Linked DNA regions of Mus musculus: region 2 is linked to region 1. The links are chromatin contacts, found by POLR2A ChIA-PET in ENCODE. All regions are on one chromosome and are shown on one strand. The core of a region is the stretch at or near the end of the contact, and the rest is flanking DNA. Distances in the headings are between cores, read along the strand shown. Region 1 overlaps Sdsl (serine dehydratase-like). Region 2 holds the start of Plbd2 (phospholipase B domain containing 2).

Region 1 (5,045 bases), core at 895-3,394:
AAGAAAAGAAATTACTCTCCTTTGTCTCTATAGCAGAAAAGATGGGTCAGGCCCTTTGCAGTTCCAAGGTCGGCCACCAGGGGGCGTGAGCTGCACCCCCATCTCTCCTGCCCAGGAACCCGGACCTCTTATTTAAGTGACTTGAATAAGGGGAACTGGTGGGTCTGTTCATGAATCTGAACCTTTGTCAGGATGGCCCTGGAACTCCCCAGACAAGGCAAACAACGCAGACCCTTCTCATCCCCTTCAGCACCCCTCCCAGGGAAAGGGGCCTATGAGCTGTACCCAGTCTCCAGACTCCGTGTGCTGGCTAGTTTTTATGTCACTTGGCACAAGCTAGAGTCATTTTTGAAGAGGGACCCGCAACTGAGAAGATGATCCTACAAGATGGGAAAACCCATGGTGCATTTTCTTCATAGGTGATTGATATGCGATGGTGCAGCCCACTGTTGGCGGTTCCATCCTTAGGCTGGTGGTCCTGGGTTCTATTTCTATTTTTTATTAAAGAATTGTGTGTGTTCACATACGCAAGTGCGTGTGTGTGTGTGTGTGTGTGTGTGTGTGTACACTGTAGCTGCCTTCAGACACACCAGAAGAGGGCATCGGATCCCATTACAGATGGTTCACAACCATCTCTAATCCTAGTCTCATAAGATCAGATGACCTTTTCTGGTGTACATATAGATGTATATACAAAATAAAGCATCCACATACATAAAATAAATCTTTCTTTTTTTAAAGTCTCCTTTGGGTATGAAGTCAGGAGCGACCTCTTGGGCCAGAAAGATAAGAACGAGCTAATTATGAACTACGCCACACACTGGTCAGCTCTGGGCAGCACAGGTTCCTTAAGAGGATTAAGTCCAACCATGAAAAGGAGGTGTCTGCCCACTGTACCCTGCATGACTTGATAAGGGCTAACTGTTGTATGGGGCTGGCAGGAAACTGGGCACGATGCCCAGCTCCTTCCTTCTTATCTCAGAAGGCTCCGAGAAATCCTGACAGAGGCCTGTATTTAACTCCATTTTGTAACTGGTGACTCAGAGGGGTTGGTACACAAGGCCACAGGCTCAAAGTTCCAGCGCTTCCACACTGTATGGCATCTTTTGTTTTGTTTTGTTTTGTTTTGTTTTTTATTTTGTTTTTGTTTTTGTTTTTCAAGACAGGGTTTCTCTGTGTAGCCCTGGTTGTCTTGGAACTCACTCTGTAGACCAGGCTGGCCTCGAACTCAGAAATCCACCTGCCTCTGCCTTCCAAGTGCTGGGATTAAAGGCGTGCGCCACCACTGCCCAGCCACTGTGTGGCATCTTATCTACTGGACTGTTGATATCTTCTTCTTCCTCTCCCTCCTCCTTATCACCATCATTATCATCATCATCATCATCATTCATTCATTCATTCATTCATTCAAAATGAGACTATTTGGTACCATTGGCAATTATCCATAAGAGTCGCACACCTTCAATCCCAGGACTCGGGAGGCAGAGGCAGACAGTTCTGTGAGTTCGAGGCCAGCCTGGTCTATAGAGTGAGTTCCATGACAGCCACACAGAGAAACCCTCCCCTGAACAAACAAAAGCAGCAAGGGAAAACTGCTGAGACGCTTGGCTCTGTCCCCAGGCCTCTCTGCTCCTCCTGAGGGGCCGCTTCACCACTGTCAGGGTGGGGGACTCAGCTGAGCCAAGACCCAGGGACCCCACCTCTCACCACTGAGGCAGGTGCTAGAGCTGAGCAGTGAGGACCCAAGTTCAGCTCTCCAGCACCCACATAAAAGGGCTTGAACAGCTGGGGCCCTGCGACTTTCTTACTGGAATCCACTTGTAAGGATTCTCATCTGGTCCAGACCTTACTCCGACTCCAACAGTCCAGGGGTCCTTTCCCCATGGGCCATCTAGTGGCACACAGCAGCTAAGTCAGGAAAAAAAAAAACTAGAAAGCCAAGCTAACTGACCGCCCCTCCAGCAAGCACACCCTGCTAACTACTCTCAGGGACTGCAGGGCCTGCCTTCTGTGAGGTGACAAGATAGGGCAGATGCTACTAGACTGGTAACCACACTCACACCACTCACTGCCCAACACACTGCCCCACGGTCCCCAGCCACTCCCACAATGCCTCCCTTACCTTCCTGAAGGACAGCCCAGCCAGGACCAACCTGGACGCACTGGCTACCAGATCAGCTTCCGGCTACCAGGGCCTGGCCCCTCCTCCTTGTTAAAGGGACAGCTCCTGATTCTGGGGTCCTGGTGAGAACTCACAACAAAAAATGACCAAGATGAACCCGTGGGGGTATTCAATCCTCTCTGTCTTCCTTACGCAGCTCATGGCTCATGAACGACCTGGGCTCATCTGGCAAGTGTGGAAATGGAGGTTCAAAAAACATACATTAGCAGGGGCTGGCAAGCAAGAGGTAGAGTGTACCCCTCATCTTGGACTCCTTCAATAACATAGGCACACCCCAGATCTGACTTTGGGTTCAGAGTTGTTGCTGGGTCAGGCCACTTTGCCCTGGTTCACACTGGGGTCAGCTTATGTTTGAGACAAGATAATAAAGATGCAGGCCAGGCATGGTAGCACATATCTTTAATGCCAGTACTTGGGAGGTAGAGGCAAGTGGGTCTCTGTGAGTTCAAGGCCAAGCTGGTATATACAGCAAGTTCCAGGACAGTTTGGGGCTGCATAGAGAGACCCTGTCGAAAGAAAGAAAGAAAGAAAGAAAGAAAGAAAGAAAGAAAGAAAGAAAGAAAGAAAGAAAGGAAGGAAGGAAGGAAGGAAGGAAGGAAGGAAGGAAGGAAGGAAGGAAGGAAGGAAGAGGAGGAGGGAAGGGGAGAGAGGAAGGAAGGAAGGAAGGAAGGAAGAAGAGAGAAGGGAGGGAGGGAGGAAGGAAGGAAGGAAGGAAGGGAGGGAGGAAGGAAGGAAGGGAGGGAGGGAGGAAGAAAGGAAAGGAGGAAAGAAGGAAGGGAGGGAGGAAGAAAGGAAAGGAGGAAAGAAGGAAGGAAGAAGAGAGAAGGGAGGGAGGGAGGAAGGAAGAAAGGAAAGAAGGAAGGGAGGAAAGAAGGAAAAAAGGAAGCAGGGAAGGAAGGAAGGAAGGAAGGAAGGAAGGAAGGAAGGAAGGAAGGAAGGAAAGAAGACAGAAAGGAGACAGGATGAGCCTAGCCAGCAGTTGTCCCGTTCTCCAGTCTGAATAGGAAGAGTGACTCTCACATCATGTTCCCGTCCCTAACATTTCACAGTCAGCAGAGGAAGCCTGGGTGTTATTTACTGTTCAGAGCAACGGCTGCTCACACCTTCCTGCACTCAATAAATAAATATTTACCAGACACCTATCACCTGCCAAGTCCCAAGACCTTTAACCTCAAACAAGATAGTGTGTCCCTTGCCTTCCCACAGGCCTCGGTACGCCCTTGCTGTAGGAGGTGGGAGCCGGTGGGAGGTTGGGGTGGATATTGTCAGGCAATGGAAAGCCATGCTGAGTTCTAGGGTCACAGAAGGACTGAGGAGAGTCTGAGGAGATGGCATGTGTGAAAACCCCAGTATGGCTCTCCAGCACCCATGTGACAGGGCCAGATGAGGTAATGTGTCTATAATCCCAGCACTACTGGAGTAGAAGCAGAAAGATGTCTGATTTGATTGGTTAGCCTAGTCAAATCCGCGTGCTCGAAGCTCCACGGTCAGACTCTTGTGGCCCTTCTGAAGGCTGAGACCCTGGAGTGCACCCTCAGCCTCAGTTTCCCCAGATATAAAATAAGATTCAGGAAGGACCAGACGACACAGGTGTCCTGTGTCCTCCTTGGGGTCTTGTGACCTCTCCCCTCCCAGGATTGATGGTTAACCGGATTGATGGTTAACCCCTGGCTACCTTGAGCGAGGTGGAGCTGCGTATCCATGATCTATGACTAGGACCCTACCCAGCTCACCTCTGCCCTCACATCATCCCCTCCCCCATCCTTGATAAGCGGCCGGTCTTGCTCAAGTGCCTGTAAGATGGAATCTGGAAAAGGCTTCCTGGAGGAGTCCCTCAGCTGTAGACAAGAATCTGCACTTATTATGTGCCTATGGTATGCCAACAGCAAACTCCCAAGGCTCTCTCACGCATGAGACTCGCTCTCTACTACAAAGCCTCTAGGAATGGAGTCTCTTTAATGTTTCCTGAATCGGATCTTGTGTAGTCCAGGCTAGCCTTAAACTTGCTATGCAAATGAAGATGACACTGAACATTTTAACTTCTCACCTCCACCACCCACGTGCTAGAATTACAACTACATACGTGCACTCACGTGTATATACACACCCCCCGGGGTGGGAGGGCAGTGCTGGCTAAATGACTAAAAGCTAGTGCTACACTTGAAGAAGACTCAGGTTCAGTCCCCAGCACCCACATCAGGCAGCTCGCCTGCAACAGCCTGTAATCCCAGTTCCAGCGGTTCTGATACCTCCATGGGTGCCTGCATTCACGTGCACACAAACATACATGCCATACACATGGTTAAAAATAATAAGCTGAGCCGGGCGTGGTGGCACATGCACTCGGGAGGCAGAGGCAGGCGGATCTCTGAGTTCGTAGCCAGCCTGGTCTACAAAGTGAGTTCCAGGACAGCCAGGGCTACACGGTGAAACCCTGTCTCGAAAAACCAAAAAACCAAAAAATAATAAAAATAAAATAAGCTGGGCTGGGGTGATGCACACCTTTAATCCCAGCACCTGAGAGACAGAGGCAAGCAAATCTCAGTGAGTTCCAGGCCAGCCCAGTCTATATAGAGTTCCAGGGCAGCCAGGGCTGCACAGAGAAACCCAGTCTCCAAAAACCATCATCATCATCATCATCATCATAGGAGGGGTGCAGGGTCTCCCTATATAACCCTGGCTGACTTGGAATTCACTATGTAGATCAGGCTGGTCTTGAACTCAAAGAGATCTTCCTGCCTCAGACTCCCAAGTGCTAGGATTAAAGGCATGCACCACCATGTCAAACTAAATCTTTCTTAAAAGAAAAAAAAATATGTGCAATTTGTTTTTCATGTGGGTCCCTTAACAATTAGAGTAGAGG
Region 2 (5,045 bases), core at 697-3,196, 36 kb after region 1:
TCCCCTGCCTGTAAACTGGGGTCTCCCACCATGAATTCCCTATAGTGCTGGGGTCTCACAGTGAAAGGACCGGAGCCATAGGAGAGGAAAGAGAGGACAGGAAATATGCCAGCATGGTGATGGGCCTCAGTTTCCCCAATCGAAAAATGGCCGAAGGGACCCTTACTCCTTTCCTTCCCTCCTCTCTCCTTACATCCACAGTGGAGCTTTCTAAGTCCCATTGAAACTGGGGGACCCTTTGAACCCCATCTCGGGCAAGAAAACAGGCTCAGAGAAGGGGAGCCACTCACCCTGGATCACACAACAGTGGATCGGAGGCTGCAGGAAATTCCCAACACAACCAAGGAAGACCCGTCCCCACTCCCATGAGTCCTGTAAATGGAAGCATTCTCAGTCTGAGTGCCCCCACGCCACCCCACCCCCGTCCTTCCCCCTCCACACACCTCCTGTGCCTCTGCATCCAAGCAGGGGTTCGTCATACCCTCTCAGCTCTGCTAAACAAGCAAATCTGGATTGAGTCAGCAGAGAACAGACCGCCAGATCGAGTCACAGGGGGTGCCCCTGATGCCGGCCAGAGCTGTGGTTCCCTTCATATAGCAGACAAATCAGCAGCCTTCTCTCCCTGGAAGCCTTCCCAGATTGACCCCACCCAGCTGTGATGTCTACAGCAACCAACCATCCAAGGACCACCATCACCGGAGATGACCAAACCTGTGCGAACCCATGCTGCAGGAGACTGTGGCCCCTGAGAATGAGCACATCGAGGTCTGATGGGGACACACAGGTTCTGGATGCTCCCCTTACACAGCCCAAATCTGGGTTTCCAGGCAGATTGCTGGCTCCGGTTTCCCGTGGGATTTGCCCATGTGTCTTCCCTCAGCCTGAATCTTGTTTGGCTCTGGGTCCTTGTGACCACATGCCAAGATAAGAATAGCTCAGCACAAGTCGTTATTCCCGGTGCAGACCCCAGCAAGAACCCACGATCAAGTTCTGGGTTCACAGCAGTGATGTGGGGGACCCAGAGAAGCAAGGGAATTAGTGAGACAACAGATCACAGGGCCAGCCTATGTTCCGAGAGCGATAGGGATCACACTGAGCACCTAACTCAGTGAAGCATCGGGCCATGAATTCGTCCCTGGGATGGGCAGGGACAGCAACATCTAACAAGGATACTGTCCACGCTTGTGAATTTAGGGACCTGCAACTTTCCCTCTGGCTTGGAGCCTGGCTCACTCCAGCCGCCCTGGCTCTGGAGGGAGACAAGGGCCTGGGGCTACTGACAACTGTCATTATCCCTTAGGCTAGGGACAAATGGGCAGCAGAGTAAACATTTAGTACCAGAAGTCCGGAGGCAAAGGCAGGCGAGTTTGTGTGAGTTCCTGGGCAGCCTGGTCTACATACCGAGTTCTAGTCCAGCTCGCCTTAAGTGCGGGGACCCGTGTGGACAGAGGGCAGGTCCCCTGGCCCCTCGGGGAGAACCCCTGTGGTTGGGGATAGGAGTTACTGAGTCAGCCACCAGCCCTGGGCCAGACCTGGCTGTGGACTCCCCAGGGAGGCAGTCCAGGGCCCCTGTCACCCGCCAGGCCGTGGCGGGGATGGCTAACCCTTACCCGGTCTCGCGGATGGCGTTGGTGAGGTTGGCCCAGGCCACCGCGTCGGGGTGGAAGCCATCCTCCAGGCGCAGCTGGCCCGACGCGGCGTCCAGCAGCAGCGAGCGGGTGCGGGAGACCGGCGGGTCCGGATTTTGGCGCTGCCAGCCGGGCCCCAGGGTAGGGAGAGCGCCCGCCGGGCCGCTCAGCAACAGCCCGGTCAGCGAGGCCAGCAAGGCCAGTGTGGTCAGGGAGGTCAGCGCCAGTGCCCGCCGTAGCGCCCGGGCCGCCCAGCCGCCGGAGCTCCCATCCACGGGGGCCGCCATCGCGAGCCGCAGCCGGGCCACGTGACTGCGTCCCGAGGGGCGGGGTGGGGGCGGGGCTTGTGCTTGGGCTTCCGGGATGGGCGTGGTCTGTGTTCCTGGAGAGGCGGGGCCTGCCTTAAAGGACTCGCGCTCTCTGTGGAAAAAAAAAAAAAAACCGCTCAGCATCCTTCCCTCCCAAGGAATTTCTTTCTGGTTTTTGTTTGTTTGCTTTTGCTTTGTTTTTAAATTATCCTTCCTCTTCCTCACCTTTTTTACTTATTCTTCCTCTTCCTCACCTTCTTTTAATTTTTAATATTTTTAGATTTCTTTTATGTGTATGATCTGCATGGTGTGTTTGTGTGTGTGTGTGTGTGTGTGTGTGTGTGTGTGTGTGTGTTTTTGGGAATGTGGATGCAGGTGGAGGCCAGAAAAGAGTGTTACATTCCCTGAGGCTCTGTTGTGAACTGTCTAAATGTGGGTGCTGGAATTCGAACTCAAGTCCTCTGCAAGATCATCGAGCCCCCTTTACTGCTGAGCCATCTCCCAGCCCCGCAACTTCTTTTTCCTATTTGTCCATGAATGAAGTAGTCCCAATATGTTAATCAGGTTAGCCCGAGCTACAGAGTTAATTCCAGGCTAGCCTAGTACACAGTATGAGATCCCGTCTCAAAGTAATTTTTATTTAAAAAGCTGGATGTTGGAGGACCTGTACCTGTGCTTTTGAGGTCTGCAAAATAGTCTGGAATAAAGAGTGAGAATCTGTCTCAAAATGTACACAAAGAGAGGCAGTGATTGGCACTTCAACCAATGCAGGTGTCAGACCTTCAACCAGCAGCCCCAGGCCCCAGAAGCCAAGGGTGTGAACATACAAGCTGTCCTCAACGCAGATCAACATCTTTGGTCAAGTTGCTGGCCAACTTTGCCTCTGGTCAACCAGTGACAAATGCCACGGGTTCACACATACAAAGTGACTCACACCTACGATTCTAGCACTGAGAAGGACTGAGGCAGGAGGATTGCAAGATGTCCAGACAAGCCTGGAGTACAGTGTGAGTGAGACCTGATCCCATACCAAAAAAGAACTCATTCTGTCCCTCTTCCCCTACCCTGATGCATAACCTTTCTAGAATGTTTCACAGAGCAGGAAAGGTGTTTCCTGAGGGACATATTTAAAGACACACCGGTAAGCCCGGCAGTTACTGGACTGAGGCTGGAGGGTCACCATCTTGAGACTTACATAGACTAAATAAGTTCTCATCATTAAAAAAAAAAAAAAGGATATGAATAAGTGAATGAGTGGTTTGCCTGCATGCACGTCTGGGCACCAGGTCTTGTTCTCTTGGAACTGGAGTTACAGATGGTTGTGAGCCACTGTTAGTTGCCGGGAATCGATCCCAGGTCCACTGAAAGAGCAGCCATTGCTCTTAACTGCTGAGCCATCTCTCCAGCCCAGTCCTGTCTTTAAAGAAGAGAAAAGTTTAAGGTCCCTTAAACTTTTTTTTTTTAATGCATGCTTGTAAACCCAGCACTCTATAGGCAGGGGCAGAAGGATCAAGAGTCCAAAGTTAGCCTCAGATACACACTAAAGTTAAAGAACATTGTTAGGGGACATTAGATCCTACCTAAAAAACATAAACAAGATACTACCTAAAACCTCACAACTGCCTGCTTACCCTAGAGGCACTCCCCTGCCATTCCCTGGCATAAATCCGAGTCTCTTCTGTCATCTGTTAATCCCTTACTGCAAACACTTTCTGTCGCCAAGTCCCTAACAGGCTGGGGAAACTGAGACCCAAGCAGATAAAATGACTTCTAGTCACAAAACTAGAACCTTCAGCACCGGGAGTCGAACAGTTCGAAAGCACCGTGGACGCTGCCCTTCCCAGCCACCAGGGGGCAGACACAACCACAGCCACGCTCGACTTTCCTGCCTCCCTAGGGAAGGCCAGGCCCTGGCTGGAGGGGGAGGAGTCTGCTTTGGGTTCCAATCCTTCCTCCCTGCCATAGGTGAGGTCACGATTCCAAGCCTCGCGGACTCAGTGAACACAGCCTGACCCACAGGAAAGCTACCAGATGCTAGGCACACGAGAGAGGCACAACAGGAGTGTGTGATCGCTGGGGACTAATATACACAGAGCACGCGCACAGATGCACAAAGGCACACACTCGCTGACGCAGGTCCATGTTATTCCCCAGCCTGGGTGCCTTCTAAGCATGTTGTAGTGGTCCAAATCGGTGACTCTCAAGCCTTTAATACATTTCCTCATGTTGTGGTGACTCCTCCCCCCAACCATAAAATCATTTCCTTGCTGTTTCTTAATTGTAATTTCACTACTGTTATGACTCGTAATGTAATGCAAATATCAGATATGGTACATGACATGACCCCTGTGAAACGGTCATTCAGCCTCCACCAAGGGGGCGTGACCCACGGGGTGAGACCACTGCTCTAAAGCGCCTACACACGGGAATGCAAACAGAAGAACCTGAGTTAAGCCCCCAGCACCCATGTAACAAGCCAGGCACAGTCTTCCATACACTATAATCCCAACGCAGAAGAAGGCAGAGACAGGAGGCTCGCTGAAGTTCACCAGCCAGCCAGCCTTGCTGAATGACTGTCCCCCATGCTCAGTAAGATACTCTCTCAAAAAATAAGATGGAGCCAGGTATGCTGGCTCTCTGTGAGTTCCAGGCCAGCCAGGGCTACATAGAAAGACCCTGACTCAAAATAGTAGTAGTAGTAGTAATAACTATTTACATAATATATAGACAATATATTTTATAATGTAATTTATAATATATTTATAATATATGAATATTTTATATAAACTATATAATATAGTATGTTAATATAATATAATTCTTAGCCTGGAACTTACTTTGTACACCTGCCTGGCCTAGAGCTCACGGAGATATTCCTGCCTCTACCTCCCAAGCTCTGGAAGGAGAGGTGTGTGCCGCCATGCCTGGCTGTTCTATACTTTAACATCACCGTAGCGGAGTCCATAGGGGAGCAGCAGTATTCCCATCAGCGAGCAGCAGTATTCCCATCCAATCCCCTGTGCTGAGCACTTGGCTTACTTCCAGTTATTGCACAGGCGTGCTGTACCGACTGTTGCAGCCAGTGCTTGTGATCCACAAGGGTCGTTTT

The links. ChIA-PET counts read pairs that join two places held with the same protein, here RNA polymerase II (POLR2A).
Region 2: POLR2A ChIA-PET joins it to region 1 with 12 read pairs in Patski. The contact joins the promoter of Plbd2 here to the enhancer-like site in region 1. POLR2A ChIA-PET finds 5 or more read pairs at or near these places in 2 of 5 experiments (Patski and embryonic stem cell).

What each region holds. Positions count from the first base shown.
Region 1 is chr5:120,465,152-120,470,196 of GRCm38, forward strand. Sdsl (serine dehydratase-like) reads right to left here. Exons shown (of 9, transcript NM_001384254.1): 2 at 2,123-2,347. Among named protein-coding and RNA genes, the nearest start is that of Sdsl, 5.2 kb to the right of the region's middle. Within about 2 kb of position 2,145, at least 1 of the 3 ENCODE cell types and tissues checked has a DNase peak (open chromatin) inside an H3K27ac peak, as active enhancers do.
Region 2 is chr5:120,501,677-120,506,721 of GRCm38, forward strand. Plbd2 (phospholipase B domain containing 2) reads right to left here and starts at 1,947. Exons shown (of 12, transcript NM_023625.4): 1 at 1,611-1,947. The coding sequence starts at 1,915.